Regions from separate parts of the Homo sapiens genome. Here all the other regions are linked to region 1. Evidence: chromatin contacts called from ENCODE Hi-C or POLR2A ChIA-PET data. All regions are on one chromosome and are shown on one strand. The core of a region is the stretch at or near the end of the contact, and the rest is flanking DNA. Distances in the headings are between cores, read along the strand shown. Region 1 holds the start of GLO1 (glyoxalase I). Region 2 holds the start of KIF6 (kinesin family member 6). Region 3 holds the start of TBC1D22B (TBC1 domain family member 22B). Region 4 holds the start of CMTR1 (cap methyltransferase 1). Region 5 overlaps LINC02520 (long intergenic non-protein coding RNA 2520). Region 6 holds the start of MDGA1 (MAM domain containing glycosylphosphatidylinositol anchor 1). Region 7 overlaps MDGA1 (MAM domain containing glycosylphosphatidylinositol anchor 1).

Region 1 (3,393 bases), core at 586-3,085:
TACTTGGGAGGCTCAGGCAGGAGAATCGCTTGAACCCAGGAGGTGGAGGTTGCAGTGAGCCAAGATCACACCACTGCATTCCAGCCTGGGCGACAGAGGAAGACTCCATCTAAAAAAGAAAATTAATGCAAAAGAAGACAATTTGGGGGTCTTTTCAATAATTCAGTGGTAACACACAGTATATGGAGAGTTTGTGTATTGCTCCAATTCCCGAGTTTAAAAGGTTTAAGGTCTAGTTCCATATAGAAGTCCTGCAGTTCTAATAGACTGTGTTTTGATGAAATATCCTCAGTAAGTTAGTATGAGGTATGCACAACATTTCTGCTGAAATCCTTATCCTGCCTATCATTTTGCAGTGGACATCCATGGTTCAGTTTGCCTGGCAATCCTCCCTTCTCATAAGAACATCATCGCTCTTCTTTTAGGGAACTAACAGATCCTCCCCAAACTCCAATCAGGTGGTCCTAATCCAGGTTGCCAATCGCAGTGCTTCAATCACAGGAGTAAGCACAGGTCCTAGGCCAGGCCAATCACAGCTCCTTCTTGGATTTTCCAATTTGATAAAATCCAGGCTGGCTGGATAAAATCCAGAGGGAGAGTTTACTCCCACTCCTAGTGAGAGAACAGCTGCCAAATTTCTAGTCTTATGGAGCTGGTGTCTGACAAACTGAAGCTGCGATGCAGAAAAAAGCTGAGATGAGAGACGGGGACATCTTGGTGGTGGCCAGGTGGCTAGTGCCATATACATCCCTGCCCAACCTCATTTTGGTTAGGTGAGCACCAGTCATTCCCATTTATTCTTTTAACAACAGGAAGTATTTAATGAGCATCTACTATTATGAGCCAATCATTGAAGACACAGTGATGACTAAGCCTTCCAGTGAACACAAAATATATATTAATGTAAAAAGTACTGCAAGTTATGGACATTTGGAACCTAAGTAGGCAAACCATGACTTAAATCTCATTTAGGCTGGGCACAGTGGCTACACCTGTAATCCCAGCACTTTGGGAGGCTGAGGCGGGAGGGTCACTTCAGCCCAGGAGTTGAGACCAGCCTGGGCAACATGGTGAAACCCCCATCTCAAAAAAATACAAAAATTAACTGGTCTTGGTTTTGCAGCCTGTAGTCTCAGCTAATCGGGAGGCTGAGGCCAGAGGACAGCTAGAGCCCCGGAAGTCGAGGCAGCAGTGACTGCAGTAAGCTGAGAGCACACCACTGCACTCCAGCCTGGGCGACAGAGCGAGACACTGTTAAAAAAATTAAAAAAAAAAAAAAAAGAAAGAAAGAAAGAAAAGAAAAAAGAAAAAGGAAAAGAAAACTTATTTAATTCTCAACAAATCCTGTTAGGAAGCTCAGAGAGGGTCAGTAATTATTGCAAGTTTCTAGCGCTAATATATAGCGGAACCAAGACTTGAACATAGGTTTTCGACTCAACAATTGTTTTAATTACTCTGCGCTGCGTAAACTGAGAAACCTCTGAATCCTTACAATTTTAAAAGAACAACTTACAGTTTTCAGTTTCCATCAGATTCCAATTTTCTACCAAATTGCAGCCCTGAGGTATGAATGGTTACCAAACTTTAGTTAAACAAACAAAATTAGCTCATTAAGTAACAGAGAAACCACTCTGCCCAGCCTGCATTTTTTTTTTTTTTTTTGTATGAGTTTGCCTCCTTTATGCGCAAGGCTCCTTGGGAGTTGTAGTCTGAGGCATAGTCCTGTGGGTGGAGGCGCTGACTCACTGGGACCCAATCAGCAGAGAGTCAACTTGCTCTCCGCGCAGCGATTGGCTGGAAGTCAGCGGTCTCCCGCCCGCGGCGCCATCGCGCCATTCCTAGTTAAGGCGGCACAGGGCCGAGGCGTAGTGTGGGTGACTCCTCCGTTCCTTGGGTCCCGTCGTCTGTGATACTGCAGCGCAGCCATGGCAGAACCGCAGCCCCCGTCCGGCGGCCTCACGGACGAGGCCGCCCTCAGTTGCTGCTCCGACGCGGACCCCAGTACCAAGGTGGGCACAGGACCGAAGGGAACGGCTCCCCCAGCTCCGCTGGGCCGGGACCGGGCCGCATTCTATCCAACCCCATCCCGCCGCCGCTGCAGGTCCGCCGGCCTCGGGCGGACGGGAGTGTGATGGGAAGAGGGATAATGGTGTTTGATGGGGCGATCGTGGGGCCCGCGAAGTGTGGAGGGGATCTGTTGCCTCAGCTAGTTTCAAAGACTGCGACCCTGTTTTGAATTGGCTTGTTTATGTTGCGACGGTGGCTGGAAGCCAGGCCAACCCAGGGTCAGCTTTCCCAAATCAGTCGCCAAGGCCCACGAGAACAGTAGTTTCAGAACTCCCAGAAATAGGTTCAAAGATGCCTGTCCTGTACCAGTCCTGCCCAGCCTCGTTTTTCCTTACCACCCTGACTGCAGTCTTAACTCCTGCAAACTAATTTGATCGCTCTAAGTTTAACCGCGCCCAGAATTTCACTTTTGCTTGCTTGGCCTTTGCTGTGGGTCACAACAGCCCTTCTTGCCTTCCTCATCTTCGTGGGGCCCAGGAGAGATTACAGAATCATAGAGTTTGGATCTGAAAGGAATCTTAGAAATTCCTTCTCTTACCCTCTCGTTTTACAGTAATGACCCAGTAAGAGAAATGACCTGTTGCATACAAAGGCTTTCACTTACCGAACATGTCTTTACTGGGTAAGAATCAGTGTAACTCACTCAGGTGTGGTGTTTCGGTTGCCTTGTTAAGATCAGACACAGTTGGCGGGCGCGGTGGCTCACGCCTGTAATCCCAGCACTTTGGGAGGCCAAGGCGGGCGGATCACGAGGTCAAGAGGTAGAGACCATCCTAACACGGTGAAACCCCGTCTCTACTAAAAATACAAAAAAATGAGCTGGGCGTGGTGGCGGGTGCCTGTAGTCCCAGCTACTCGGGAGGCTGAGGCAGGAGAATGGCATGAACCCGGGAGGCGGAGCTTGCAGTGAGCTGAGATCGTGCCACTGCACTCCAGCCTGGGCGACAGAGTGAGACTCTGTCTAAAAAAAAAAAAAAAAAAAAATTCAGGCACAGTAACCGCTGTTTATTCCAGTGAAGTCATCAGTGTCTGTAAACACCTTTGTATTTATTTATTTGACTACATCATTTGTAAATTCCTTGAAGATTGAATATGTGCTTCGTGCAGACCTTTAAAAGGGGTAGATAAGTGGTCCATGACTCTGGTCCCTGCTTGTTCTTTACCTTCAGGGCAAAGAGTCAGACACATCTCATTGCTAAAACTTTTGACTAGCACCTGGTACTTGGCTTAGGAAAAATGTTAGTCATTGCAAAATTAAGGGGGAAGGTAAAAAAATTCCGTCATGCCCATCTCACTTGTATATCCCTTAATATTAATACCTGGTTT
Region 2 (3,299 bases), core at 238-2,737, 1.0 Mb before region 1:
ATTTGAACATGTGTGTAATTTGTTCTATGCAATGCTATCACATGTGTAGATTTCTGTGATCACCATCACAGTCAAGATACAGAACAGCCCATCACAAGGATTTCTTTTATAACCATACCCTGCACACCTCCCTGGCAATAGTAATAGAACCATACGGTAGTTAGCTTTCGAGTCTGGCTTCTTTCATGAAACATAATTCCCCGAAAATTCAACCAATTTGTTACGTGTATCAACACTTCCTTCCTTCTTAATTGCTGAATGGTATTCCAGTTATTTTAAACTATCAGCTGAAGAACATCTGGGTTTTTTTTCCAGTTTGGGGCTATTACAAATAAAGGTGCTAAAACTATAAACACACATGCGCAGGTTTTTGTGTGAACACACGTTTTCATTCATCTGAGATAAATGCCCAAGAGTGCAATTGCTGTGTCTTAGAGTAGTTGCACCTTTAGTTTTGTAAGAAACTGTCAAACTATTTTCCAGAGTGGCTGTACCTTTATACAGTGTATGTTTTACATTATACATTCCTACCAGTAAAGTGCAACTGATTCAGTTTCTCCACATCTTTGCTAGCATCTGGTGTTGCCACTTTTTTTTTTTTTTTTTTTTTTTAAGCCATTCTGATAGATGAATAGTGATGCCTCATTGTGGTTTTAACTTATATTTCCCACGTGGATAATAATGTTGACTATCTTTTCATGTGCTAACAGTGTTTGAAGAGCTCATCCTTTCTTGCCGTGACCATTGTGTGGGAAACAGTCCCCTTCATCCAGTTTTATCCTTTTCCAAAACAGAGCTAGCCCCACTTCTAATTCCATCATGGCATAGTTTGTATTCCTTGGTTTTGATTTCCTGTTGAAAATCTGTCTCCTTGTCACTTGAGAGACCTTGTGAAGGAAAAAAAAAATCTGTCTCCTTCTTCAGACTGTGATCTCCAAGTGGGCTGGAGCAGTTCTGCAATCTTGGCTCACTACAGCTTCGACCTCCCGGGCTCAAGCGATCCTCCTGCCTCAACCTCCCGAGTAGCTGGGATACAGGCGCGCCACCACGCTTGGCTAACTTTTGTATTTTTTGTAGAGACGGAGTCTCACTATGCTGCCCAGGCTGGTCTCAAATTCCTGGGCTCTAAGCGATCCTACCACCTCGGCTTCCCAAAAACTGCTGGGATTACAAGCATGAGCCACCACGCCCGGCCCAGTGCTGTATTTTTTTTTAAAGGCAAGGGCATGGAGAATAAAATGGGTGAATGAGCGGGGCGGGGCAAGGCATGGTGGTTGTTCCCCTTTAACCACACGGTCCAGGCCGGGTCCGGCGCTAAACCCAGAGCCCAGACACTCGCTCATGCGCATGCGCAGCGCTCTCCTCTCCACCCCCGCCCTCCCCTCCCTAGCCCCGCCCCGTAGTGGCCTCCTTCCGGTCGCGACCAATTAGAGGGAGGAGGCGGGATCCTGGCTGCCAAGGTGCTCACTGGGTAGTGTCCCTAGCTACTGTTGCTAAGACTGTGGGTCGCCGGAGGTGGTGGGAGTTAGTTTTGGCAGCCCGGGCCTGAGAGAGGTCAAGGGTCATTGCAGAGCCAGGGAGGAGATGGTGAAGCAGACTATCCAGATATTCGCGAGGGTGAAGCCCCCTGTCCGGAAGCACCAACAAGGGGTACGGGCTGGAGCCTCCGGGGCGCCGGCGCGGCGGGGCCTCTTGGGCTGGGGTCGGGCGGCGGCACGCGAAGGGGCTGGGCGGAGGTGAGGGGCTTGCTGGTGGGCGCCGAGGCCGCCCGGAATCCCGCACACACTGACCGAGGAGCCCTGCAGCCGCGAAGACCCCCGCGCACTGCTGTCAGCTACGCGACCGACAGCCAGGCCACTCCTACCTGGCACAGCGCAGACCCGGCAGAGAGCCATTTTTTTTGCACCCAGGCACACGTGTTCACGCGGGGGCAGACTAGTGCATGTTCAGTATGCCTGTATAGTGTGCGCTTCAACTACACATAAGCACTTATTGCACCTTTCTGGGAAACTCACGCAGCACCGCACATGCAGATACACTCAAAGGTACATTTTGGCACTCGGGCAAAACGTGCAAGCAAGAGATGCGTGTTTATGTACCTCTGAAATAATACAAATATAGATAGACACAAATGCACAAAGCATACACATATGTAGTACTTTGCACCCAGTGGGGCCTCAGTAATTAGTTGACTGTTGTTATTCTCCAACATAAACGTGAACCTTTACATATACTCCTTGTATTAATAGATATAGGTAGATGCTTAAGCATCCTGACCCAAAGAATACGCATGTGTACTTCATTCAGAAACAATTAACTAAATATTTACCAGGTGCTTCCTCTAGTGTGCTAAATTCAGAAAGGTATAAAGAAGGTTAAGACATTGCCCTGACTCTGAGCAATGATACTTTGTATGCACCTTTTTTTTTTTTTTTTTTTTTTGAGACGGAGTCTCGCTCTGCCACCCAGACTGAAGTGCAGTGGCGCGATCTCGGCTCACTGCAAGCTCTGCCTCTTGGATTCACGCCATTCTCCTGCCTCAACCTCTCAAGTAGCTGGGACTACAGGTGCCCGCCACCACGCCCGGTTAATTTTTTGTGGTTTTAGAAGAGACCGGGTTTCACCCTGTTAGCTAGGATGGTCTCGATCTCCTCCTGATCTTGTGATCCGCCCGCCTCGGCCTCCCAAAGTGCTGGGATTACAGGCGTGAGCCACCGCGCCCAGCACTTTTTATGCTTCTTAAATATTTCAAAACATCCTCTCTTCTGCCTAGAAGGGAGCATAGTCATTCTTATGTATCTTGAGAAATGGCCACCTGACAGGTGCTTTATCTGCATTATCTCTCATTCTCACAAGAACCCTGCAAGGTTGGTGTCATTTTCCGCATTTTACAGATTAGGAAACTGAGTCTCAGGTTAAATAATGTGACCAAGGCACCCAGCTGGGGAGTGGCATAGCTGTAATTTTTTTTTTCAATTTTAGAACATTTATTTTATTCGTTATTATACTTTAAGTCCTGGGGTGCATGTGCAGAACGTACAGGTTTCTCACGTAGGTATACACGTGCCGTGGTGGTTTGCTGCACCCACCAATCTGTCATCTACATTAGGTATTTCTCCTAATGCTATCCCTCCCGTAGCCTCCCACCCCACGACAGGCCCCAGGGTGTGATGTTCCCCTCCCTGTGTGCATGCGTTCTCATTGTTCAGCTCCCACTTATGAGTGAGAACATGTGGTGTTTGGCTTTCTGTTCTTGTTTTAGTTTGCTGAGAATGATGGTTTCCAGCTTCATCCATGTC
Region 3 (3,281 bases), core at 684-3,183, 1.4 Mb after region 1:
TCTCTATTTCTCTATATTCTTCAAAATGAAAAAGGAATCCAGAAACTTGAAGAAACTGAAAAGACTTCTCTTCCTATCTCAGAAAAGTAGTGCTTTAAAAAAGTTGACTGTTCTTATAGCCAAATACAGGAAATATAGGAAAAAAAGATTGTTAATAGCAACCAGCAGTCAGAAGGCACAGAAGCCCATGCCACGTCCCACATCTCTTACACTGCTTCCTGATACAACAGTCTTCCTATTGATTATGATTATAATCTTAGGATGTCAAAATTTAATGATCTCACTACGGAAAACCCCAGAGAATAGCAGTTAGCACAACTAGAGAGCTCACTAGACCAGGAAGGAAAAGGAATCAGTTGGCAGGAAGTGTGCTTACCTAAAAACACAGAACATCTTTAACAGTAATATTAACACTGTTGAGTCCACAGCACTTTAATCTGAAGTTATCTTTGCATTCCTTTCTATTACTTTAATAAGTATTACTAAAAGCTGATTTCCACCCTATTCTCCATATGTCTACTAGAATCCTTAATAAAATAAGACTCTTGGTGGGGCATGGTGGCTAACGCCTGTAATCCCAACACTTTGGGAGGCCAAGGCAAGAGGATCACTTGAGGCCAGGAGTCAGAGACCAGCCCTGGCAACACAGTCAGACCTTGTCTCTATTTCATTTAAAAAAAAAAAAAAAATTAAGGCTCTTACCTAGCCACTACTGACCCTCATCTCTCTCTCGCTTAAAAAAAAAAAGTCACGAGTTCAAAAGATTATCCCAGAAGGAAAAAACCTGAATCCATTAGAAAAGGTAGCACAGGGGACACAACCAAACATGAATTTCATCACCAAGTAGACTGTAGCTGGCAGAAATCTTAAATTTACGACTGAAATACACACTCTTCCTTATACTTCTCAGGACTTTGCCCAAAATAAACTGAAACAGTAAACCAACAGTAGATTGATGGATGGATAATTTGCCAAAAGTCTCAACATACACCGAAAAGAGGGTGGGGGTAGTCTTAGGGGGTCTGCTCTCCAGTTAAACAACTGAAGAATGAACGAATTTAGTGCATTTGCACAAGAAGTGCATTACAATGCAGGGGAGGAAGAAGTCACTTGGGGTTGGACAAATCCTTAGAAAATGCCAAAGGAATAACCCTGATTCTGTGGTCGTCTTGTAATAATTCCTAGTGGGAAAGGGCCAACTCAAGATAAAGTAAGGTCAGGGTTGAGAATCGTCCTCACTTTTCCTGCCTAACCCTCTCGGCAGGCGGCCCCAAACTCCCACCGGAATCCTTCGGGTAAGTGCCGACCTCAGGGATCAAGGGAAGGGGCCATCCTCGAGCGACCAACCACCTGTGCGTGGTGGAGACCCCTGAGAGGGAGTCCTAATTAGAGTGGGAAGCAGCTCTGGGGAGGAACTTCCGAGACCAGGGCCGACACTGACTATTCACCCAACTCCACTCCCCTTTACGCCCAATCTTCGGCCACCTTCCCGCTGAGGTCACCCCTCCTGAAACCTCCGCCCCCAGACCCCGGTCTACACCCACATCCAGCCGTCCCCAAAGCTCGCTGTTCGCTTCGCTGCCTGACAGCTGCCCTGCCGCCACCAGGCAGTCCCAGCTTCCCCAAACCAGTCTTCTGGCCTCTGTGGCGCCCCAGGCCCGCGGGATTCAGGGATTAGGATCTGGAAGGGTTTGGTCCAATCCCCTATCCCTCTCAGCGTCCTGGGCTCACCTCCCCGGCAGCTTAGCGCTCCTCTTCCAAAACTGCTTGCTGTTCTCAGCGGCCATTGCTCTGGCCGGGGGAAGTCCTTGTAGGCGGGCCAAGGGTTTGCCCGGCGAGATGCCCCCAGACCCCGCAATCTGAGGGCCAACCCAGGCCGCTTCCCCGCCGCCGGTCACCCGCTCCCAGCTCCTGGGGACGCCATCTTGGATGTGGGCACCCCTCCACCCAGCACCGCTGCCATTGGTGAGCTGCGCAAGCCGTGGACGGGCCGACCAATTGGGAGCCGGAATCCTGCAGGCCGCTGAAGCCGACCGGTAACGTCAGGGGCTGGGCACACAGGTGGACGGGGAAGGCGGAGCTTGGACGAGCCGAGAGGCGGGGCTCAAAGTTCCTACCCGCGAGAGGGAAGAAGCAGGTAAGGTAAGGGACCTATGGGAAGGAAGAGGGGATTATCTTCTTCGTGAGGAATGAAGTTCCTTAGTCTAATATTTCTTGGCAAGAGAGAACATACTATGTATTTATATATAGGAATCTTTCACCTAAAAGTAAGGGCCCATGTGTTGGTTGTGGCCCATTTTTAACATCTCTCAATTCAATGACACTCTGGTTATTACCCTCCTTTCCTCATTCCGTTTACATGTCCATTCGTTTTTCTGAAGGAAGGTCAGCAGGGACCCGATAGCCCGGGATTGCTAACTGTTCAACACGTGAGCAACGGTTCATCAGAGTCTCCCTCTCCCTCTGTTTATTGAAAACGATTGAAGGACTTGTGCTGTGGGTTAAAAATTCAAATGATCTAATCCCTATGTCAATCCATAACTCTCACTTTCTGACTATGCTAACAGTGTATATAGGAAATGGTTTATGATAGCTGTCCAACTCAGATTACCAAATACCATTTCTTTGAAGGACACAGTATTGCTCCATCGTGTGAATCACAAAGTTAAGGATGTATCTCCTCCCGGCCCCACCAACATCCTTAATTTCCCTTGTTAATCTATTATAAATCTTGCACCCTTGAATTTATTTTCAATCTAATTTTCCCAGACAATGAGATTTAGTATTAGCATTTTGAATCCTTTGAATGTCTTGTCAGCGTTTTTTGCTGGTTTTGAGTTTCTGTGGTTGTATTCCGTGGTGATTTGGGGAAAGAGGGAAGGCGGGCACCAGTCCAGAGTGGTTTTTGTCCCTTCGAAGGACTGTTGAGGTGGGCTGCGTGTCCCCCACCCCCACCCCCACCCTCCATTTACAGCTACCACATGTACTTCCACATATTGGAGAATACTTAAAGACCTGACCCCTGGCCCCAGCCAAAGAAGGACCTTCTTTTATATGTCCTCCAACGACGGTTTCTTCATTACTCCCATTTTCAAGCTTCTTTTGTCCCCTAATTTAAGAATTATAGGATTGGATGACAAGGGCTATTTTTACTTCCTCTGAGTCTTTCATGCTATAAAAGCATCTTATCTTCTTTATGGGCATTTAACCCAGAGAAAAAAAGCCCCTCTATTCTTTTAATTATTTTACTTGCCTTTCTCTGGCGCTTCTTTTTCTTAGGA
Region 4 (3,222 bases), core at 689-3,188, 1.3 Mb after region 1:
CAATTAAGAAATTACATAATATCATAAAAATACTGGTTTTGGTTTACTTCATAATGTTTGAAAACATGAAAGAATTGGGAAAGTTTTTAAGCAGAGTAGGGAATGGAAGCAGTGAAATGACTTAAGACCGAGGAAACACAAGAGCGGGAAAGTTATTGGGACTGGAGGTAGCTATACCACAGAACTCAGTTACGAAAACAACAATTTTAAGGACAGAAATCCACCTCCACAAAAAAGAGTGGAAACCAGCTGGGCGCGGTGGCTCACGCCTGTAATCCCAGCACTTTGGGAGAAAGAGGTGGGCGGATCACCTGAGGTCAGGAGTTCAAGACCAGCCTGGCCAACATGGTGAAACCCCATCTCTAGTAAAAAAAACACAAAAATTAGCCGGGTGGTGGCACATGCCTGTAGTCCCAGCTACTCAGGAGAACCGCTTGAATTGCTGAGGCGGAGGTTGCAGTGAGCCGAGATCACACCACTGCACTCCACCCTGGGCGACAGAGCAAGACTCCGTCTCAAAAAAACAAAAAAGAAAGAAACAGGCACCATGCCACCATCAATCATCCATCCCCATGGTTAGGTACATGAGAGATAAGCACGAGAAAAAAATAAGATGGAATGAAGTGATTATGAAACCCTGAAATCTTAACGAATTATCAAGTTAAAGAGCAAGCAAGAGAAGTAGTGAATACAGTGTGGCTTACACACAACTGATTGGCTGTAGAGAACTCAGAAAAGAGGACTCAATACAGGGTGGGCGACAAGCTGGGAAACAATCCTTAGGGAAGGCGAGGTACAGCAAGAAAGTATTGAAACCCAAAAGTGTCACTGATGCTCCCAACCTCGTAAAACCCTGGATCACATGTTTCAGTTCTCTCCAACTCAAGGAAGAGCCAATCAACCCAATGCACAACCGCCACCTTCCTGAGAAAGCAGCCTCTTACTAGATACAGGCAGGGGCTGTCCCAGGGAAGAACCGGAGACACTGAGCAAACAGAAAGCAAGACCAAGCTAAGCCACATTTCACTTTAAGCCGTAGTCTTAAATACCCCCAAAAGGCCCCCAGGGTGAGATAAAGGAAGGCTCATCACAGAGCTTGCTTCTAGCCATTGCAAGCGCTAAAAGCTTTTAATTCTTAAGTGACTCGGGGGGAGACTGGAAGTACAGCAAACTCAAAGCGGACTGTTGAACAGCTGTGTGAAAGGCAGGAGAGGCGGATGCTCCTCCCCAAACCACATCACCTTAGATTTGGGCCTTCCAAATCATCTCATCCAACCCTATCATCTTCCACGGGAAAAGACTGCGGCCACAGAGGTGAAGGCCACACAGCTAACCAGTGCCCTGCTCAAGTGACCCACACATGCCAGCAGAATGCTCTGGCAGGGAACTTCTAAGCGGAAGGCAAGCGGCCTGGTTCTACCTGCTGCTTCCGCACAGAAGGGGTTCAAATCCCCTCTGCAGTCTTCTCTCCCTGGGCCTCGGTTTGGCACTGCCACCCCTAATCACAGAGAGAAGAGATAAGCTCCCATGTCTCCCGGCCAGTCCCTTCATTTGAAGATAACATGAGCGTGTGAATGTGTGCGCAGAGACGTGTGTCAGCGGCAGCTCGGGCTCCAGGGAGCCGGCGTTGGGGGTGGGAGGAGGAGGGAAGACATAAGGGGCCAGAAGGCGAGGAGACCCATAACCGCGGGCGGGGGGCCCAGGCGGCGGTGGAGGGGAGAAGGATGCTGAGCCCGCGCGCCCGCCCGCTTGCTCCCCCCGGGCCGCGCGTCGGCACTCACGCTGAGGGGAGAGAGCGAGCTGCCGGGGAGCGGAGGGGGGGTCAGGCCGACACTGTCGCCGCCGCTGCCAGAGCCGCCGCCTCCTCCCTCAGTTTCGTTTCCCCACAAGCCAGCCCGGGTCCGCCAGCCGCACCGTCGCGCTCGGGTCCAGTACTGCGGGCAGCGCAGCCTGATGACGTCACGGACAGCGCCGCGCCTCGGTCCTCCCCCGGCCGGGTCCCGGCCCCGGGAAAGGCAGCTGAGGTTTGGCCCGCTCCACCTCTCAACCTGGGAGGTCCAGGGGCGCCTGCGCGGAAAAGCCGCCCGGAAAAGGCTGCAAAAGCAAAAGTAACTATCTCCTCCTTTGGCTCTGAGGAAGAGAAACCAATACAAAAATTGTAAGTGCTAGGTGCCCTCACACGACCTCATCTTACTTAATCTTATCATTATCTTCATTTTACAGACTAAGAACAAGTTCAGAGAGGTAGATGGTAAACTGGTTGAGCGAACGCAGTGTTCTTGTTCCCTGCTGTATCCCCAACATCCAGCCTATGGGACATCTCAACAGATTTTGAACGAAGGACGGGAGGACAGAAGGAATGCCGCCTGTAGCATCTTACCATATGGGCACAGTTGGCTCTCCATCTCAAACCTCTCTTCTGATTTTCAGGCCAATATGGCCAAACGTCTGTTGGACATCCTCACTCAGTCACCTCAAACCCCATGAATTCAAATTTCACCTTATGTTCTTCCATCAGCTCACTTTTTTCCTGGTGAAGGGCGCTGCCATCCATCCTGTTGGTCCAGCTAGAAATCTGAGGAATCTCCCTCTTCTTCATACCCCAAAGTTTCTCATACACTTAATTGCGCTTACCTCCTAATTGTCTTTCAAATCCATCCATTCACCCCCATCCCCATTGCCACAATTCATGCACTTACCCCCTCTCGGCAGAATTTCTCCAGTAACTCCAAACTCCCGTGACTGTCTCCAGTTGTGATCCCTCTAATGCGTTCTTCACAAAACCAAAGTGATTTTTATAATTTTCAACACCTGTGAAAAGAAGGGAATTTAAAATTGATTAATTAAACCTGATCCTGTCACAACCCAACAATGATTAAAATCCATCAATGATGTCCCATTGCTCTTAGAATAAAGCTAATGTCCTTAAAATGGCCTCTGAGACCCTCCAGCATGACCCCTTCTTCAGGTATGCCTTGTACTGCTATCCCTTAGTTCTCCCCATGCTGACTCTTCTCAGTTTATCAAATATGCCGTGTCTCCGCCGGGCGCGGTGGCTCACACCTGTAATCCCAGCACGTGGGGAGGCTGAGGCGGATGGATCACCTGAGGTCAGGAGTTCGAGACCAGCCTGGCCAACATGGTGAAATCCCGTCTCTACTGAAGATACAAAAAAAGTAGCTGGGTGTGGTGGTGCGCACCTATAGTCCCAGCTACTCAGTA
Region 5 (3,214 bases), core at 707-3,206, 1.2 Mb after region 1:
GGTAAGGAACAGCAAGTGCAAAGGCAAAGAGGCCACGACTGGACATGGCTAGAGTGTGGTGTGCTCAGGGAGGGGGTAGGAATGATGGCAGATGTTGGGGAGGACTTGGAACTATACTGGGTGCTTCATATTTTAAGTGTGTAACACGCATTAGCTGGCTTACCCTCACGACCCTCCGAGCTAAGTGCAGTACTATCATAGCCTCCTTACACAGATACAGAAACCAGGCACAGGGAGATTAGGCTGCTTGCTCAAGGATGCACGGCAGTGCCCAGCAGGGCTAGGAGTGGAGCCTGGGCAGTGGGACTCCTCAGCCTGCATGCTCCACTCTCACAAGGCAGCGGGGTTTGAGGGCACCCACCGCCCCTTCCCTCTCCTGACCTGAGCACCCATGTCCACACCCAGCATCCTCCAAGGCCTCCTGTTCATCCATGCTGGCTTGTAGACCTATCAGGAGGTTTTAATATTGGACATGGAGGGAAAGGGAAACATAACAGCACCAGGGAGGCCCAGGGAAGTCCAGAGCAGCCAAAGAGAAAGGCGGATCTGAAAAGGGAAGCCTTGGGTTTACTCAGACATGGCCCTCTTTTCATTTCAGGGATGAGAGTTCCGTCAGGAAGCATCACATCACCCATCTTACATGTGTGATAAGGAGGTAGCAACTAATTATATACTAATGTGTTTCTTACATTGTCTCGTCTATAACCCTCACATCAGTCCTATGAGGCTGACAAGCTGACTCTCACTTTATGGATGAGATGAAGCACAGAAAGGGTAAGTAACTTGCCTGAGATTGCCCAGCTCATAAATGAGGGAGCCAGGATTCACGCCAGGTCTGCCTCATGCCAAGTCCACATTCATAGCCACCTCGCTCTTACAAGTCCTCAGGCAAGGCTCTTTCTACATCCGTGACAGAATTCTGTTCTGACACTGCGGCCTCCTCTCGCTTCTCCTCCCCTCCCCTCCATCCTGCTGCCACAATCTGTAGTCAGCATATGCCTCAGAAAGGCGACAAAGCCACAGACGTGTCCTCAGAGGTTTTTAAAAAAAATGTAGCATTATTATGCAAGAGCTGAGAGAATTGTTGCTAGAAACACCCCTCGCCTTACTTAATCCTGGCACGTTGGAAAACCCATCCGAAGACATGAATCTGAGCCTCTGGGGCACCGAAGACCTTGGACTGGTTTTCTCCTCCATCCCCTGCCTCTGGAAGGAGGCCTCTTAAATACGATCTGAGACAGAGAAGGGCCTCTCCTGAGAAGACATCTGTTACCCTTGCTCTATAGGGAGAGGCCCAAACCAGGAGTGCCCAGTTGCACAACTCCAGGGGCGCCATTCCCACACGGTACCGCGTGCCTGTGTCCTGCAGCTGCTGCAGGCAGCCTCCCTCCTCCCCGACTGCCCTCAGTCTCTCCAGTGCCCCATGGCCCAGTCCATCCTCCGGGAGTTTTGCACTGTCTCTAGGTCTGCCCGCTGCAGGCCTTGTGGCATCTTAAGCTCAAACCTGAGTCTGACGGATGGCTGGATGCTGGGCGGCACAGCGCGTCTGGAGTCCTTCCCGGGAGAAGCCCCAAGTACAGCCCAGTAAATCAATAAACAAATTAATAAGCAAATACTGCTGTCTGCTGAGCTGAACTAGGACTCCCGGGTGAACAGATTTAAAAATCAACAACAGACGGCCACAGGGCATGCCTGGACCGGGCACCATACCTTCGTGGAATTTTCAGAGGCTCCATCCCCCAGCCCATCACTCTCAGGACTAGAAACACGGTGGTGCGGGGGTGGGGGGACTCCTGATTTGGGGCTGGCAGGGAGCAGCACGGGACAGGCTGTTGTCTGGGAAAACCCCCCCGCCAGCTTCGACTCTCCCTCACTTGCTCTAGTCTGCTGCTTCCTGCCAAGAGGAGGGCTTGGTGCACTGCTGGCAGGACCTTTGATCTGGGTACCACAGATCATGATGTGACCAAGGAGCCTCAGTCACGTGGGGCACCAGTTAAGGGGGTTGGCCCTTCCTAGCTGACTCCCAGCCACACTGCAGCAGCTTCTGTTCACTTCTCAGCGGGCTGCAGAGGCAGGGAGGGGGAGGCCAGGTGGCACAGGACTGACCCCAGTGGATGCCACCTCATCACCCTGTTGGTGAGAGAGCAGGCAAGCAGGGCACATGGGCCTGGGGAAGACCACAAGGCCAGGTCCTCCAGGCAGGGAGGCTCTGGCAGAAACCTCTGTGCCAACCCCCTCCTTCCTGTCCCCGAATGCAGAGGCCTGCCCCTCCCCGCCCCAGTGCCCAGGAGGCCAGGGTCAGGAAGCAAACAGAAATGCCTGCATGCCTGCAAATAGACTCCAACCGATCTCAGGAGAATTTCCAGCCAGCAGGCCTGTGGCGCCCTTTGCTGAAAGGGCCTTCTGAATGCCCGAGTCTTCTCTTTTGTGCTCACAAATGCCACCCAATCGCAGCGGCCGCGAAGCTGCATAAATAAGGCAGAGAGAGTGTCTGCCTGGGGCGCTGGCCTCTGGGCTGCCTGCCAGGGCTGTCAGGCCGCCCAGACTTCAATACCAACAGACTTAAGGGACAAGAAAACAGCTCAGGTAAAGGCTTGGAAGCTCAGGAGGGAAGTGACCTGTCTTGTGAGGCGACGGAGATCAGTCTGCTCAGGGCCTTCTGATGCTAGGCTGTCGCTAGGCCCATGACCCGCAGGCTCTCCCCCACCGGGTGGGCACGAATGGTGCCCAGCAGCTGGGGAAGCAGGCCTCTCAAGCGTCACCCTGCTGCATCCCATATCTCATGCTGCTGATGAGCCAGGGTCCACACTTTCTTTTCCAGCCCACAGGGAGGGGGCTCATCAGGCTGCTAGAGCTCTCAGCAAACACTGCAGAAAGAAGGGAGGATGCTGCCGGGCATGGTGGCTCACGCCTGTAATCCCAGCACTGTGAGAGGCCAAGGCAGGCAGAACACTTGAGCCCAGGAGTTCGAGACCAGTCTGGTCAACAAGGCAAAACCCCGTCTCTACTAAAAATACAAAAATTAGCCGGGCTTGGTGGTGTGCACTATAGTCCCAGCTACCCGGGAGGCTGAGGCAGGAGAATTGCTTGAACCTGGGAGGCAGAGGTTGCAGTGAGCTGAGATCGTGCCATGGCACTCTAGCCTGGGCAACAGAGTGAGACTCTATCTCAAAAAAAAAAAAAAAAAAAAAAGCAAGGGAAGATGCCAGCCAGC
Region 6 (3,516 bases), core at 891-3,390, 1.0 Mb after region 1:
ATCACTCCCTCAATTGGCACCACTTCCTTTTCTGACTGGATGGGGGAGGCGGGAAGAGGCATGGTGGCTGTGTATCTCTGTGGGACAGAAAATGAATTTTTTGCCTTTGAGGTAACAGTCCGGGGCTGGGGAGTGAAAGGATGGCTACCCTGAGGGTATCCCAGGTCTGTGATATCTGGCCATGATGGGCATCATTCGTGAATTCACTGAACATGTCTGCAGCTGGCATCTGCTGGGAGCACCGCACTGAGTCTGGACTTCCTATCAGCCTTGGACCCACGGGGTAGAAAGGAGAGAAAAGACGGAAGAGGGCACAAGGGAGGCGCAAACGAGTGGAGGTGGGCTAGAGAATAGGAATCTTCGGATGTTCTCGGGCTTCCTGAGATGGACAGAAAGGGGGCTGAGAAAGGAAGGTGGAACCCCCCCATGCCACCAGGCACTTCCCGACACCTCCCGCTCCTCTTCCAGCAGTCAGGAGCGCGCGCTCCGGTGGGGCTTAAGCCCTGGAGAGTCAAGGGAGGAGAGACCCAGCAGGAAATGGGCCTGGGGAAGGGACGGTTCATTATTATTATTTTAAAAAAATTTATGTTTCAATTTATATGCAGACTAACCTTTTTGGAGTGTGGAGATCTTTGAGTTTTGACAAATGCATAGAGCCGTGGAACCACCATCAAGATATTGAGCAGTTCCAGGGGGCGAAGGGAGGGGGGGTTCGTAGTCTCCCCGCTTGTTAGCTGCTGCGATTGTCTGCGCTCCCACGGGCCGACCTAAAACAATTCTTGCGCACACGCTGAGATAAATAACGGCGACAGGTGGAGCAGGTGAGATTAGCAGGACCCGGGTTGGGCGCGGGGCGGGATCGGAGGCGCGGGGGAGGCCACCAGCCTCGCTTGCCAGCCTACGCCCCTCCCCGCGGGCGTTTGGGAGGAGCGTTCTCCGCACTCCTGCTCCGCGAGGGCCCCTTCGAGGCGGCTGAGACCCGAGTGCCGGACTCCCGCCGCTGGAGCGGGGCTCGGGTTCGGCAGCCGGAAGGAGGTGTGCCCCCGGGGCGCTTGGGGGCGCCTGAGGTCCCGAGGGGAGGCAAGATGGGAAGAGTGGCTAGCCGAGGAAAATGTGGGGTGACTTAGGGAAGCTCTGGCGGAGGGGTCGTGCGAGCAAACCTGTTGGCAACCTGTGGGCCGCGGCAAGGGCAGGAGCTCTCAGCGCGACCTCTCCGCCAGCTGCTCCGGCCCGGCCCCAGCACCAGACGCCTGGAAAGGGGCGGGGGCCTCTCGAGCCGGGCAGACAGCCTTGCAGACCCACAGCCGCGGCCCGTCTCGCGCGGCTGCAGGACCCCAGGAACCGCAGGCGCCCGGCCTTTCCCTAGGACCCCCGCTTCAGTCCCGCCTCCCCAAAGTGCAAAACATTTACGAAGTGTGCAGTGCCCTGCGGGCATGGGTCTCCGAAGCGAGCGGCCGTGTTTGCCCCGCGGGCTGCTGGCAACGGTGCACCCGGCTCGGCCAGCTAGTCTGGGTGTGCAAGGCTGGAGAACAGCGAGTGTGCGAGCGCGCGGCTGCAGAGCCCCCGCCGAAACCCAGGTCCCTCCGCCACTGTCCTCGGGATAGATGGATCCATTTCTGCTTTCTGACATTTTCCTGCTGGGCGGGGTTGGGGGGGAATGTTAGGGGGCGGAGAGAGGAAGAGAGAGAGAGGGAGAGGAGAAAGGGAAAGAGAGGAGAGGAGAGGAAGGGAGAGAGAGCGAGAGGGAGAGAGAGAGGAGAGAGAGAAGAGAGAGAGAGGAGAGAGAGAGAAAGAGAGAGAGAGAGAGAGAGAGAGAGAGAGAGAGAGAGAGAGAGAGAGAGAAAGAGAAAGAGAAAGAGAAAGAGAAAGGCAGGCAGTCAGCTTCCCCCAGCCCTGTTTTGTTTTCTCTAATTGGTCCTGGGGGAGGCGAGGAAATTGGACAGAGGCTGGGCCAGGCGAGCTGGGCTGCCTTTAATTGGCTCCTTTTTTTAACTGGAGGGGAATCAAACAGGAGAGCGAGCGACAACGGGTGGGAGAGCGAGAGACCGAACGAGGAGACGCGAGGAGGAGGGAGGAGGAAGAGAGGGAGGGAGGCGGGAGGAGCGCGGAATGAAAAGCTCGGAGGGGCGAAAAAGCAGCACAGCAAAGCCCAAGTTGCTGAGCGAGCGGAGCGCTCCCGCGGCCCGGAGCCGAGCGGCCGCCGCGCCCCGGAGCCCGGCCCGGCCCCGCCCGCTCTGGGCCCCCGCAGGCCAAGGCCGCCGGGCGGGGGCGGGGACGACCAACTTGGGGCGCGGCGTAGCCCCGCTCTCCCGAGAGCTCGGAGCCCGGGAGGGCTACGGCCGCGGCCAGACGGCGGGAGAGGAGCGCGGCGAGCGGAGGCGGCGAGCGGCGCCCGCGCCGCAGCCCCGGCCTGGGCGAGAGCGCGAATATTTTTCAAAAGACTCAAACTTTCCTCCTTTCCCCGTTTTCTGGGGCCCTTCTTGCCTGGAATTGCTCTCCAGATTCCCGCGGGGCGCCGGGCTGCTATTCTTCCCCCGGGTTTATCGGCGGCTCGGCTAACTTCACGGACCCGGGGACCCGCGGCGCTCGTCCCTCGGCCGAACCCAGCCCGCGCTGCTCCCCGGATCAGGAGGGCCGGGCCCGGGGCTGCTTCGCCGCCGCGAGTGCTTTCAGCCCGGCCCCCTGGAGTCGGGCCGCTGAGCCCACGGCAGCGGCCGCAGGACTGGAAACAGCAGATTGATTAACTCGAGCGGAGCCCCGGCCTCCCCGACTCCGCTCCGCTGAGGGGCGGCCCCAGTGCGGGGAAACGACAAGTTTGTCAGTCGTCCGTGGCCTGTTGGATCGAAGCGCCGCCTCCGCCGCCGAGAGGTCCCCGGCGCCTAGCATCCCGCGCGGACGGCCCTGGGTACCCGGGGCGGCTCGGCGGCCGGGCTCCTCGGGTCGGGGCGCTGGCTGCTGTGCCGGGCGCGCCGAGGCACCCGGGGCTGGGCCAGCGCCCCCTGCGTCCCCACGCGGGCAGCGGCCCCGCCGGAGGAGAAACACGGGTCGCCGCCACCTCCGCCTCTTCAGTCTCCTGGTCTTCGTCGCCGCTCTCTCTCTCACCTCTCAGGGAAAGGGGGGGACATAGGGGCGTCGCGGGGCCCCGGCGAATGCGCCCCCCGCCGCCTCTCGGGCTGCGCCGCCTCGCGGGGATGAAGCACCGGCCGTGAAGATGGAGGTGACCTGCCTTCTACTTCTGGCGCTGATCCCCTTCCACTGCCGGGGACAAGGAGTCTACGGTAAGAGCCCGCGTCCCGCTCCACCTTGGCTTAACCTCGCGCGGAAACTTTGCAAGAGGCGCAAAGTGCGCGCTGCCGGGGTTTGGTGGAGACCTCGACTCGGACTCTGGAGTGGATGCCCGCGTCCCCGCCCTCTCCAGGGCGCGTGGAGACCGAGCTAGCTGCTTCGGAACACAGGGGCCGGTCGTAGGGTCTGGTGGGAAGCCGGGATGTCAGGAGGAGGCACCCACTTTCCCAC
Region 7 (3,462 bases), core at 73-2,572, 1.0 Mb after region 1:
TCCAGCCTGGGTATGGCCCCCACCACCCTTCCTAGGAGACCTGAAGAGGGGGGGCAGGGGCAGGCCGAGGCTGGCCTGGAGCTCCTGGCTAATTTTCCTGGCCTCGATTGATCTAGCAGCTTCTCCTGAGTCTATTAGCAGTCCGCGAGTGAAAATATCCCCCATCGTGAGCCCTGACCTGAGACAGGGAGGAATCCGTAGCAATTTGTTCAAACAGAGGAAAGTGTTTCCCTCTGATTTGTATTCCAATTTACTCAGGCAGGAAGGGGGTCAGGGTAGGACCCAGGCACTGCCAGAGCTGGGCCCAGACCCATCCCCCTTAACCCCCCATGCCAGCCGGGTTGGCAGCTGGTCCTGCCCAGGTTTCCTGGGGGGGGGGGGCTGAGGAGGAAGGGTGGGCCCCAGTAGGGGACAGGGAGGGAGGTCTGCCAGCCTTCCCAGCAGGCCCTGCTCAGCTGGAGAGCTCAGTTGTGGATTTGGTTTTCACAAAACACAAAGCCGCCTGCTCGGAGCCTCTCTCCCAGGCACTGGGGCCTGCGCCAGGCGTGCGCTCACCCGCTGCGCCCGTGCCAGATCTGGGCTGGGCTGGGTGCATGGAGACAGTGGCCCCAGCTGGGCCAAGTGGCAGGGGGGCTGCTGAGGCCCAGAGGGGAGTTGGCACCTTTGAAAAGCGCTGGTGCAGTGTGGAGAGCCCCAGCACGGCCTTCCGATCCAGTGCTCATGCTTACTTCCCAGCCTGAGCAAACTGGGGCTCTGTGGTGTCCTAACCAGGCAATCTTTTGAGCACCTGCACTAACTACAACTCTGGTCGTATTAAGTACCTGCTGTTTGCCGGGCACTGGACTAGTGCTGCCAGGTGTCTAGTCCTTGCAGGGTCCGGTCGTCTTCATGTGCCTCAGTTTCCTCACTGGTGCTCCTCCCATCCTTTGCATACCTCTGTCACCTCCTTCATGCATCTCTGCTCAGCCCTTCTCACTTCCTCTTGGGAGGTGCTTCTCCCTTCTAAGGGTAGCCCTAGTGGCTGAGGGTCACAGGGCTGATGCCTCTGAGCAGGCTGGCTTCCTTTCTCCCCGATTGCTTCTTTTGGCCCCACCTTGCCCTCCCCATCAGGGCACAGGCCTCCACAGAGGTGGTGCCATGGCAGCTGGAGAGGAGGATTCTGGGAAGGGTCAGGCAAGTGATCCCGCACAGCTCACCTTCCATCCCCACCTTTGCCTTCCCTGGTGTGTCAGCGCCCCACCCCCGCCCCCGGGAGGGGAGTAACCAGAGAAGTTCTTCACACTGAGGTGTCAGTAACTAGCAGCTCTGAGGTCAGCTGTCACACATGACTTGCCAGGCTCCATGACACCATCGAGATCTAATTTCAGAATCAAGTAACTAAATATAATGAAGTCGATGAATAACCATCTCTCGCTCAGGTGGGAGCGTAGGGAGGCAGTGTGGCCTGAAGGATAGGAGCAGAGGCTTCTGAAACAGACCTGGGGTGGAGGTCTGCTCGGCCGCTCACTAACCATGTGATGATGGGCAGGTGTCGCACTGTGCCTCAGTTACCCCATGCACAAGACAGGGCTAATACTGGTACCTTCCTCAGAGGGCTGTGGTAAAGGGGAAATGAGGAATGTGTGGGAAGCCATGTGCCTGGCATGTGGGAGGCAATGACCACCACTGTTCGGAGGAGGGTTTGCTAAGTGAGTGATTCCATCACCGAGGCCTGGCTCAGGAAGCTGCCGCTGTCACTGGCTGAGGCACAGAGGCTGCCACCAGGGAGGCGGCATGGGAGGCTCTGTGTACAGGCACGTGTCACAATATCGGGAGAGAGAGGGAACAAGACTGAGACCCTGGCCCAGGAGGAAGGGTAGAAGAATTCCAGTCCTCCTCCCATTTTCCTTTTGGGGAAGTTTATAGCAAGAATCTTCCCTTCTAGCTACTGTACAGGGCTTGGAGACAGGTGTTTTGCACAAGCCCTTTACTGCCACCCACCCACTGTCCATTCCAGACCCCATTTTCCTCCCAAGGGGCAGCCTCCCTCCTCCCGCATCCACAGCCCCCAGCTATCTCCTGATAGGGGCTTTTCTGTCCCTGGCCGTGATTGAACTCTGGTCCAGTTGTCCTTCTCCATCCCTGAGTCCTTCTTTTTTCTCCCCCCACCTACTCGATTTCAAGTCATTTAAAAGTTGTTTCAGAGGCTCAGCATTATAATCAGATCCTATGGAGCCTGCCACTTATGTGGTTTCTAAAATTTTAGCCAAAAAAGGAGAGGAAACCCTTCAGTGATGGAGAAAAAATAAGAGACTACTTAAGCAGGAGGGCAGGTATTGCATTTCTCAATTTATAAATATACCTGATGCTAAAGAAAATATGCTCCTAAACTTTATGTTTCCTGAATTGATGCTTGAAAAAAAAGATTGTTCATCCCTTTAAGGGATTTAATGTGCTTTTGCTCCCAGGGGTGCTCGCCTTTTGAAAAGGATACAGAAAGAGAATAAACAAGTGACTATTTAATATGCAGGGTGTTGATTTGATGAGTGTTACGAACATGCATAGCAGGGAAAGGGATTGAGCGTGATGGAGGTGGGGGCGGGCGGGCTGTCTTAAACAGGGTGTTCAGGGAAGGCCTCTCAGAAGACAGCTGAAGGAAGGGATGGAGCAGGCTCTGGAGAGCTGGAGAAGAGCAATCCAAGCAGTGGGGAGGGGGTGGGGCTGTAAGTGCAAAGGCCCTGAGGTGGGAAGGGGCCAGGCCTGCTTGAAGACTGACAAAGAGGGCAATGTGGCTGGAGTGGGGAGGGCAGTAGAATGGGAAGTGGGGCTGGGAGCCGATGGCAGAGGGCATGGCAGGCTGTTGAAAACGCATTGGCTTTGACCCCAAGTAGGATGGGAGTCATGACAGGGAGAGCAGAGGAGAGATGAGATCCTCTGCCTGCTGGTGGAGAACAGACTACAGCAGGCAAGGGAGGAAGCAGGGAAGACCTATCAGGAGGCTGCTGTCACAAGCCAGGCAGGCCTCGGGAGTGGGGGCTAAGACTAGGGTGGCATCGCAGGGGGCAGATTCCTGATTGGTTCTGAAGGTCAAGCCGACAGAGCTTGCTGGTGAATTGGGTGTGGGGTGTGGGAGGAGGAGAAAAGTCATGGATGACTCCCAGATTTCTGGCTGATACTTGGTTAACGGGAGACAACGTGTTCCCACTAATACAAGTGTAGGGGGTGAGGAGTGGCTCCCAACCCTTGGGGGTACTGGGGGGCAGTGAAAGTTGGCTGCTGGAGGTCAGTGGATGGAGGGGCCATAAAGCGAATGAGGTCCTCCTTACATTTCTGCTCCCTGGTTCTTTAACCTCAGAGCTAATTTTCCTGTGGTCTCCTGGGTAGAAGCCAAGGCCTGGCCTGGAGGAACCAGGTAACTGCATATGCAGAGATGGCTTTAGGGGTTGCTAGAAGTTGGGGTGCAGCACCCCTATCTCCCCCTGC

The links. Hi-C counts contacts between places; a loop is a spot of excess contacts on that map. ChIA-PET counts read pairs that join two places held with the same protein, here RNA polymerase II (POLR2A). Pooled maps may share reads with other maps.
Region 2: a map of CD4-positive, alpha-beta T cell shows a loop between it and region 1 (7-fold over the local background). The contact joins the promoter of KIF6 here to the promoter of GLO1 in region 1. A Hi-C loop is called at or near these places in 2 of 168 maps with a recorded cell type or tissue (CD4-positive, alpha-beta T cell and naive thymus-derived CD4-positive, alpha-beta T cell) and 6 of 50 pooled maps.
Region 3: a loop to region 1 is called in a pooled map, with 5 times the contacts of the local background. The contact joins the promoter of TBC1D22B here to the promoter of GLO1 in region 1. A Hi-C loop is called at or near these places in 4 of 50 pooled maps. POLR2A ChIA-PET finds 5 or more read pairs at or near these places in 2 of 52 experiments (CD8-positive, alpha-beta memory T cell and PC-9).
Region 4: a loop to region 1 is called in a map of B cell, with 8 times the contacts of the local background. The contact joins the promoter of CMTR1 here to the promoter of GLO1 in region 1. A Hi-C loop is called at or near these places in 3 of 168 maps with a recorded cell type or tissue (B cell, CD4-positive, alpha-beta T cell and CD8-positive, alpha-beta T cell), 3 of 37 single-sample maps with no recorded cell type and 15 of 50 pooled maps. POLR2A ChIA-PET finds 5 or more read pairs at or near these places in 2 of 52 experiments (CD8-positive, alpha-beta memory T cell and PC-9).
Region 5: a loop to region 1 is called in a map of CD8-positive, alpha-beta T cell, with 9 times the contacts of the local background. The contact joins the enhancer-like site here to the promoter of GLO1 in region 1. A Hi-C loop is called at or near these places in 1 of 168 maps with a recorded cell type or tissue (CD8-positive, alpha-beta T cell) and 7 of 50 pooled maps. POLR2A ChIA-PET finds 5 or more read pairs at or near these places in 1 of 52 experiments (Caco-2).
Region 6: a pooled map shows a loop between it and region 1 (5-fold over the local background). The contact joins the promoter of MDGA1 here to the promoter of GLO1 in region 1. A Hi-C loop is called at or near these places in 9 of 50 pooled maps. POLR2A ChIA-PET finds 5 or more read pairs at or near these places in 4 of 52 experiments (HEK293, WTC11, activated B cell and 1 more).
Region 7: a pooled map shows a loop between it and region 1 (5-fold over the local background). The contact joins the enhancer-like site here to the promoter of GLO1 in region 1. A Hi-C loop is called at or near these places in 2 of 50 pooled maps. POLR2A ChIA-PET finds 5 or more read pairs at or near these places in 2 of 52 experiments (OCI-LY7 and activated B cell).

Annotation. Positions count from the first base shown.
Region 1 is chr6:38,701,587-38,704,979 of GRCh38, reverse strand. It overlaps GLO1 (glyoxalase I), which reads left to right and starts at 1,835. Exons shown (of 6, transcript NM_006708.3): 1 at 1,835-2,009. The coding sequence starts at 1,926. RefSeq lists enhancers at 1,559-1,718, 1,899-1,998, 2,019-2,068, 2,101-2,693.
Region 2 is chr6:39,723,596-39,726,894 of GRCh38, reverse strand. It overlaps KIF6 (kinesin family member 6), which reads left to right and starts at 1,487. Exons shown (of 23, transcript NM_145027.6): 1 at 1,487-1,650. The coding sequence starts at 1,585. RefSeq lists silencers at 1,247-1,446, 1,153-1,484, 1,697-1,766.
Region 3 is chr6:37,256,424-37,259,704 of GRCh38, reverse strand. It overlaps TBC1D22B (TBC1 domain family member 22B), which reads right to left and starts at 1,933. Exons shown (of 13, transcript NM_017772.4): 1 at 1,732-1,933. The coding sequence starts at 1,787. It overlaps TMEM217B (transmembrane protein 217B), which reads left to right and starts at 1,561. Exons shown (of 2, transcript NM_001395378.1): 1 at 1,561-2,137. TMEM217 (transmembrane protein 217) reads left to right here and starts at 1,561. Exons shown (of 3, transcript NM_001286401.2): 1 at 1,561-2,137. RefSeq lists enhancers at 931-1,566, 1,653-1,712, 1,813-1,872 and a silencer at 1,973-2,102.
Region 4 is chr6:37,431,937-37,435,158 of GRCh38, reverse strand. CMTR1 (cap methyltransferase 1) reads right to left here and starts at 1,938. Exons shown (of 24, transcript NM_015050.3): 1 at 1,782-1,938. LOC107986531 (a long non-coding RNA gene) reads left to right here and starts at 1,936. Exons shown (of 2, transcript NR_171666.1): 1 at 1,936-2,108; 2 at 2,224-2,931. RefSeq lists a silencer at 1,593-1,782 and enhancers at 1,783-2,062, 1,755-2,256.
Region 5 is chr6:37,515,438-37,518,651 of GRCh38, reverse strand. The region is part of intron 1 of LINC02520 (long intergenic non-protein coding RNA 2520); the gene reads right to left. Among named protein-coding and RNA genes, the nearest start is that of LINC02520, 9.7 kb to the right of the region's middle. RefSeq lists enhancers at 1,368-1,747, 1,838-1,887, 1,760-2,544, 2,545-3,214. Within about 2 kb of position 1,956, at least 20 of the 41 ENCODE cell types and tissues checked have a DNase peak (open chromatin) inside an H3K27ac peak, as active enhancers do; they include CD8-positive, alpha-beta T cell, where a contact is called at or near this core.
Region 6 is chr6:37,696,507-37,700,022 of GRCh38, reverse strand. MDGA1 (MAM domain containing glycosylphosphatidylinositol anchor 1) reads left to right here and starts at 2,140. Exons shown (of 17, transcript NM_153487.4): 1 at 2,140-3,278. The coding sequence starts at 3,212. RefSeq lists silencers at 1,029-1,098, 1,119-1,188, 2,055-2,184, 2,205-2,274, 2,335-2,464 and 3 more and an enhancer at 2,787-3,516.
Region 7 is chr6:37,677,916-37,681,377 of GRCh38, reverse strand. All of the region lies in intron 1 of MDGA1 (MAM domain containing glycosylphosphatidylinositol anchor 1), which reads left to right. Among named protein-coding and RNA genes, the nearest start is that of MDGA1, 18 kb to the left of the region's middle. Within about 2 kb of position 1,322, at least 8 of the 41 ENCODE cell types and tissues checked have a DNase peak (open chromatin) inside an H3K27ac peak, as active enhancers do; they include OCI-LY7, where a contact is called at or near this core.